3 separate regions of the Mus musculus genome follow, and all the other regions are linked to region 2. Evidence: chromatin loops called from intact Hi-C (ENCODE). Cell type or tissue: gastrocnemius. All regions are shown on one strand. Region 1 has its middle 4.1 kb from the start of Gm41366. Region 2 has its middle 33 kb from the start of Cyb5r3. Region 3 overlaps Cyb5r3 (cytochrome b5 reductase 3).

The links. Peaks named below come from ENCODE experiments on the same cell type or tissue, not always from the same donor. Only the 100,000 strongest peaks of a DNase experiment are listed, where the experiment ranks them.
Region 1: it touches region 2 in a loop (4-fold over the local background); 4 of 42 quality-filtered maps call a loop at or near these places.
Region 3: a loop joins it to region 2, with 5 times the contacts of the local background. A loop is called at or near these places in 22 of 42 quality-filtered maps.

What each region holds. Positions count from the first base shown.
Region 1 is chr15:83,085,004-83,087,503 of GRCm38, reverse strand. No RefSeq gene overlaps it. Among named protein-coding and RNA genes, the nearest start is that of Gm41366, 4.1 kb to the right of the region's middle. In gastrocnemius, no CTCF peak of the experiment used is centred here; a DNase peak (open chromatin) is centred at 1,391.
Region 2 is chr15:83,203,919-83,206,418 of GRCm38, reverse strand. No RefSeq gene overlaps it. Among named protein-coding and RNA genes, the nearest start is that of Cyb5r3, 33 kb to the right of the region's middle. In gastrocnemius, a CTCF peak has its summit at 1,057 (motif pointing right); a DNase peak (open chromatin) is centred at 1,045; H3K4me3 peaks cover 264 bases.
Region 3 is chr15:83,156,273-83,158,772 of GRCm38, reverse strand. All of the region lies in intron 8 of Cyb5r3 (cytochrome b5 reductase 3), which reads left to right. Among named protein-coding and RNA genes, the nearest start is that of Rnu12, 7.9 kb to the right of the region's middle. In gastrocnemius, a CTCF peak has its summit at 1,340 (motif pointing left); a DNase peak (open chromatin) is centred at 1,344; H3K27ac peaks cover 2,182 bases.

The sequences.
Region 1 (2,500 bases), 120 kb after region 2:
CCTGTCTTGAAAAAAATAACAACAACAACAACAACAAAGGACAGGAAAAAAAAAAATAGGTGTGGTGGTGCACACTTTTGATACCAGGAGAGCTAGAAACAGGCAGATCTCTATGAGTTCAAGACCAGCCTGGTCTACATAGTCACCTCCAGGCTAGCCAAGGCTTTGTTTCTTTCCTTTTTAAAAAAAATATTATATATAAGTATACCTATAGCTGTCTTCAGACACTCCGGAAGTCAGATCTCCTTACTGATGGTTGTGAGCCACCATGTGGTTGCTGGGACTTGAACGAGTACTCAGTGCTCTTAACCGCTGAGCCATCTCTCCAGCCCCAAGACCGTGTTTCAAGAAAGCAGACTGAAGCTAAGAAGCCCTGATGCCACTTCCTTTTCTGTGTGGAATCTACCTCACAGATAACCTGCTCCCAGCAGTGTTTCGGGGCTGCCCAGTGTATGGTGAGTGCCAGTTGACAACCTGACAGAACATGGAGCTTCTTGGGGGACAGGTCTCTGGGCATGCCAGGGAGAGATTATCGTGATTGCTTTAATTGAGGTAGGACGCTCTGCCCAGCGTGGGTGGCAATAGGCTCTGGCTGGGATGCTGGATAGTATAGCTGGAGAAAGGCAGCTGATACATTCGCTACTTTCTGAGTAGATAAAATGTAACCATATAGCCTCTTCTTGCAGTCCCCTTGCCTTCCCTGACTGTGGCCAGGTCTGGGGCTCTTCTTGTCTCTCTGTAGCCTGGGCGGCTGGGACCTGTCTGCCTCTGTCTTCCACACTTGGGAAACACTGATAAGAATAGGTTCGAGAGCAAGAAACGGAATCAAGAGCTGAAAGAGCTTTCTGCTCATTGCAGCTTGTGCACGGCATTTTCCTCCAGAATAGCTGGGGCTGGTTTGGGGTGCAGAGGTAGAAAACTGCCCAGCAGGCACGAGGCCCCAGGTTCCATCCTAAGCTGTACGTGGCAGAAAGCATAAAAGCTGGGTTTTGTTTGTTTGTTTGTTTTTGTTTTTGTTTTTTTAAGCATAAAATACTTGATTTAGCTGGGGGGAAGGGGAAGGAGGGGAGCGGGGTGGCTCACACCTTTAATCCCAGAACTCAGGAGGCAGAGGCAGATGGATCTCTGAATCCAAGGCCAGTCTGGTCTACAGAATGAGTTCCAGGATAGTCGGGGCTACACAGAGAAACCCTGTCTCTAAAAACAAACAAACAAAGCAAGCAAGCAAGCAAGCAAGCAAGCTTTATTTGCAGAGGAGCAGGAATTTAATCAAGCAAGCTGTATCCCATGCCATCATTCCCTACTTCTCACCTCCTCTGCTGCAGTGGTTGGGGGTGGGGCCTGTGGGATGGGGGCGGGGCAGGCAGAGCCAGCAGGAGGCGCTGCAGAGCCAGGGGCAGTAGAAACAGCTACAGCCCCACCTACCGGCACACTGGTGAGCTTGCCAGCACCCTGGGAGATGATATTCTTAGTGTCTTTTTCCATTCAGTTCTTGCCGACCTTGTTGAGCTTGTCATCGCCGCCTCGATGCCCACCCTGTCTAATATCTTCTTCTTGTCTTTGGCCCTGGGAGAGGAGATGCTGGCAAAAGCAACCAGCAGCTAAGAGGTGACATAGTGCTTGTTAGCTGCTTGCTGAGGACAGACCTCACAAGTGTGACCTCGGCAGCATCAGGCAGAGGAAAGAGGCTGGATTTTCTGTAAACTCCTAGTGGAGATCTTTGCCACCTTGTTTTGGGAGTGATATTAACATTTCTAAGTTAACTGGAACTAACTTTAGAATGTTTCCCTTTCTTTAGAAGAAGTGCTTTCTTATAGCTTTTGATCAGCACCAATGCCCAGTAACTCCTGTGGTTTCATTGCTGGCTTCAGCCTGAACCCATCCATGTGTCCAGCAACTCTTCCAACACTCCCAGTGACATCACTTCTCAGACCTGACACACCCCAGTCCACAGACCTGTTTGTCCCAGGCCTGCCAACCTCTCAGGTTCCCTGTGTCAGTAAAAGACAATTCTGTCCCCTAAGCAATGGAACCAAACTCCTTGTCCTCCTTTAATTTTTTTTTCTAAAATTAGCAGCTAGAGAGATGGTTAGGTGTTTAAGAGCACTCCCTGTTCTTGCCTGGGTTTAGTTCCCAGGACCCACATGGTGGATCAGAACCCCTGTAATTCCAGCTCCAGGAGACCTGATGCCTCTCTCCAGCATCTGCATGTGTGTGCATATTAACCAACACACACACACACACACACACACACACAGACACAATTTAAAAATAACAAAAATAATCACTAGAGTGTAAAGCTGCTGGGGACAGATGGCTCAGCAATTAAGAGTGTCTATTGCTCGTGCACAGGACTCCAGTTCAATTTCCAGCACCCACATGGTGGCTCACAACCATCTGTAATGGGATCTGATGCCCTCTTCTGGTGTGTCTGACAGCTGCAGTGTACTCATATACATAAAATAAATAAATCTTTTTTTAAAAAAAAAACTTTAAAAAA
Region 2 (2,500 bases):
GGCTGGCCTCGAACTCAAAAATCCACCTGCCTCTGCCTCCCAAGTGCTGGGATTAAAGGCGTGCGCCACCACTGCCCAGTTGTTCTTAATTTTTTGAGACAAGGTCTTATGTAGCCCAGGTTGGCTTCAATACACACTAAAAGTAGCTAAGAATCACCTTAAACTTCATTTAATTTTTTTTTTCTAATTTTAAGTTTGGAGAAATAGCTGGGTGGTGAAGAGCACCTTCCTGCTCTTGCAGAAGACGTTCCCAACACCCACATGATGGCTCACAACCATTCATAACTCCAATTAGAGGGGATCCGAGCCCTCTTCTAACCTCTGGTGGGCACCATGCATGCATGTGGTGCACATACCTACATGCAGGCAAAACACTCAAACAGTAAAAATAAAACAAATCTAAAATAAAGAATGCACTTAAAAGTTCTTGTTGCGAGGTGGGGGGTGGAGGGTCCAACGTGTCGAAGTGCCCATGTGGAGGTCAGAGGATAATTCTCTCCACTGAGTCGATTGGAGAGATGGAACTCTGGTTCTCAGGCTTGGTGGTCCTTTTTTTGTTTTTTGTTTTGGTTTTTGTCGAGACAGGGTTTCTCTGTGTATCCCTGGCTGTCCTGGAACTCACTTTTTAGACCAGGCTGGTTTCAAACTCAGAAATCCACCTGCCTCTGCCTCCCAAGTGCTGGGATTAAAGGCCTGCGCCACCACCGCCTGGCAGGCTTGGTGGTCTTTATCTGCTCTCTCAGTTCACAGGCCAGAGTTTGAATTTCTGACCCTCTGTCCTCCCCTCCCCAGTGCTGGGATTACAGGTGTGCACCTCCACATTATAGGCGATGCTTCAGGATCAAACCTAGGAGCTGGTGGCCTGTTGCACAGCACGACTGAGCTACATCACTGGCCCCTTGGATCTCACCTTTCAATATAATAAAACTGAGAGTTGCATGAGCTAGCTGGGGCGCCAGAGCACTGGAGGGGCACTGGGATAGGGTGGCAGCGGTTGCTCTTGCCCATCTATTGTATTACAATTGGTTGGCCAAATTGTAACCTATTTTTCAATTCTCCACATGGGGGCACTGTTGTCTTCAGGCTGTTCTTAGCGAGGCTGCCTTAATGAAGCTGAGATAATGAAGAGGTGGTGGCGGTGTCACATACCTTTAATTCCGCCCCGCTCCTCCTCCCCACCCCCCCACCCCCCTGCACTCAGAAGGCAGAGGCAAGCAGATCTCTGATTTCAAGGCCAACTTGGTCTAGAGAGTGAATTTCAGGCCTGCTAGGGCTACACAGAGAAATCCTGTCGCAGGGGTGGGGGAGGGGGAGGGGGAGGGGAAGCTTTGTAGAGAAATCTCTGACCCAGCCAATCCAAATGCCTTCCTTCAGGAATCCACAACCCCTCCAGCTTCCCAGAGCAAAATTTACACATAATCCACTGGGCTTCGGGAGATAGTTCACCAAGGCAGGAGCCATGCAGACTGCAGGTACCTCCAGAGGTTAGTGTCAGCCCCACCCTCACCCATGACCAGCCTTGTCAGCCTTGTGTTATCCAGGATTGGCCTGAGAGCAGAAGTGTAGCCATGCTTGGGTTAGTAGAGAGCCCTCACACCTCTGTGACCCAGAGCGTGGCTGAGCAGTCTGCACTTCAAATTTATTGCCCTCCAGAGACAGCCCGACTCTCGGTCCAGACCCTCTCACTTCTTCCACCTCCTAAATATCTCCTTGTGTTTTGGCTGCAGTCTGCAGTTGGCTTGTGACCCCACAGGACTGCTCACTCTCCTCTGTCTGGAACTCTAGGACACTCCTGCACCTTCCCGACCCATGACAGCCAGGGCAAGCCCCAGGACAGAAGGAACCGTGGTAGGAAGGGGGTGTGGGTGTTTCTAGATAGGACAGGATCAGCGGCAGGAGGGGAACGGGTCCTGATGGGGCCAGAGCCAGAGGTTGCCACAGAACTGGCTTTCCTCTAACCAGACTGCAAGAATTCAGCAAGGTGCCAGTTTACGGGATCGATGAATTTGAGCACATTGAAGAGAAGGTGGAACCCCCAAGGCTGCAGCTGGGCTATCAGGGTTCACAGAGCAAGCATTTTCCCACTCAGTCTAGGTGGGACTGTCCTTGGGGGCTTTGGTTCTATTTGGATATGGTGTTATGTGGACTCCCCCAGAGAGTCACAGGTCCCCAGGAGGCCTCTGTAATCTGAAGAGGATGAGAAGGAGAAAGCCTTTGGCCACAGTAATCCAAAGGCAACAGCTATTTAGGATCTTTTCTTTTCTCTCTTTCTTTTTTTTTTTTTTTTTAAGATTCATTTTATTTTGGTCTAGGCACTCAGGAGCTAGAAGCAAGTAGGTCTCTGAACTTGAGACCACCCTGGTCTACAGAGCAAGTTCCAGGTCAGCCAAGACTGCATAGTTGTCGCGTCCGCTCTCGACCAGCAAGAACGACGCGACCACCAGTCCTTCTAACAGCAGTTTATTCAGTCCTGATTCTTCTTGTTTATATCTCCCCCGAA
Region 3 (2,500 bases), 48 kb after region 2:
GCCTGCTCATGGCTGTGGAGGAATCAAACCTCAGAGGGGAAGTGCCCACAGCCCACAGCTAGGGAGCAGCAGAGCCAGGGTGGGGACCCCAGACCTTGCTTCCTGGTCTCCCACACTGCCCCAGGCTGGCAGAGAAGTCCTCTTATCTCCTTGGGCCTGGCTCACTTTGGGGCAGGCCTTGGAGCAGTGCTGAGGGTTGGATGGCTGCTTCTGTGTAGTTGGTAACCTATAACAGCCTTTGTATGTGTGTTTTCTGGTCACTCCAGGGGAGGGGCTGGGCTGTTGAATAGCTGCTGGTTGCCCTGACTCTGCCATGCACTTGCATAAGCTGTGGGCTGAGTTCACAGTGCTGTGGAGGAGCTGTGCTGGAAGGAGGGAGTGAGACCCCGTGAGAGTGTTCTTCCTTCTCCTGCTTCGTGTAAAAATCAGGGGATAGAGAGATCACCCGAGTGTTGGGGCTCAGTCGATGGAAGGAAGGCTCGCTCTGCCTGAGGGCGCCCCGGTCTGACCTACAGCACAGCCACGTGGGACATGGTGGCGTATACTCAAAGTCTCAGCAGTCAGGGAAAGTGGGAGCAGGAGGATCAGACGTTAAGGTCATTCATTCTCAACCACATAGCAAGTTCAAGGCCAGCCTGGGCTGCATGAGACCCTGTCCTCTTAAAGCAACAAAACCCAACACTGTAAAGAAAACAGCCCCCATCCCTTCCCTGCATACTCTGAGACTGTTTCTAGTCACCCCAGGTAGAGAAGGCAAAGATAGACTGTTTCTATTAGCCCCAGGCAGAGAGGGCAATGTATTTATCTTGGGTAAAGAGCAGAAAGATCAACTCTTTGTATCTACCTTTGGTAGAGAGGCAATGATTCCACCCAAGTCCACCTTGGTGCCTAAGGAGTTTAGTGGGGTTTCGGAGGAGCGTGCCTGATGAGGGTCTCTTACTGGGACCTGGTGACTCAAAAGTAGCCGCATCGGCAAGAAGCCACCCCAGCATGGGCCCACTCGTGACCGTGCACCTTGCAGGCAACTCCACTGAAGAGTCTACTCTCCCCACACACTTCACTGCTCTGTAACCCCAGGGAGGCCCTGGCAAGTCCCAGATTTCTAGAGCTTTTTGAGCCCTGGCCTCCCTTCTCCCCCTGGCAAGAAGGAGTTTCAGTGGGAAGGAGCAGCTATTCAACATGGCCAAGCCATGTGTGTGTGAGTCAGTGGAGCACTGGGTGTGGTGTCTGAAGGGCTGCTTTTCATCTAGGAAAGAAAGGAGTGGGAGGTGGGCTTGCCAGGGAGCAGCTATCTGGAGAATGACTGCCCTCCTGCAGGGTCAGGGCCAGTGCTGCCCCTTTGTGGTGGTCTGTGGAAATGCAGACTGGGCTGTCCCAGGGCTGGTTTCCCAGGGCTAGGACAAAGGCTGGGTAGTCGCCTGGCCGGTCCCTTTATCCAGTACCACCGTGGCCCACGCAGAAGCAGCAACAGGCCCTTAAGATCCAGACACAAGGCCCACACATACGGCGAATGCTAGGTCTCCCAGGGTCACCTTTGGGACCTGAATAACGAAACACCATACAAAAAGGCCCTGTGAGCCTGGCCTGTGTACCGTGCACTGTCAGAATGCTTATGCCTAGGCCGTGCCTACACCACGCCTTGCTCCAGAGCATTCCTAGGAAGCTTGCAGTGACTAATGAGCTGAGTCAGAGGGGTGCAAATGCAATTTAGGAATGGAAGAAAAACAAGGGCTGGCCTGAAGTGGAGTCAGGCTCACACAAACCATGGCTGTGATGCCTGTCAGATACACGTGGGCCTTGTGTGTCACTCTGACATTCCTGGCAGCCAGGGTACAAAGGGAAATATGTCCCGTTACTTAGCTCATGGTATTTATGAGCTGGAGGACATTATGGATCACGCACAGTGGATTCTTCAGTCTTGGTGTTTCTTGGGACTGTATTAGTTCCTCCTGTACCTGGGAACCCGCAGAGGACACATCAGATAGGCAGCACCTTTTCAAGAAATTGTTAAAGTTATTACTGTGTGTGTGTGTGTTAGGGACTGCATTCCACAGCACATGTGTAGGGGGTAGAAGACAAGTTTATGCAGTCGAATTTGGGTCAGTAGACTTGGCTTATGACAGCAAGCGCCTTTACCCACTGAGCTGTCTCCTTGGCCTTGTGCCTTTTTTTTTTTTTAAAAGATTTATTTATATGAGTATACTGTAGCTGTCTTCAGATACACCAGAGGAGTGTATCAGATCCCATTCCAGATGGTTGTGAGCCACCATGTAGTTGCTGGGAATTGAACTCAGGACCTCTGGAGGAGCAGTCAGTGCTGTTAACCACTGAGCCATCTCTATAGCCCCCACCCCCCTTGTGCCCTTTTTTACCTTGAGCTTCTGAGTTGTTTCTGTTGGTGTTTAGGGCTTCAAGGATGCTCTGGGTTTCAAAGGGCAGACACAAGGCAGAGATGACCCTGAGTGAGGAGGACTGGAAGGATTGGGGGCCTGTGCCAGGC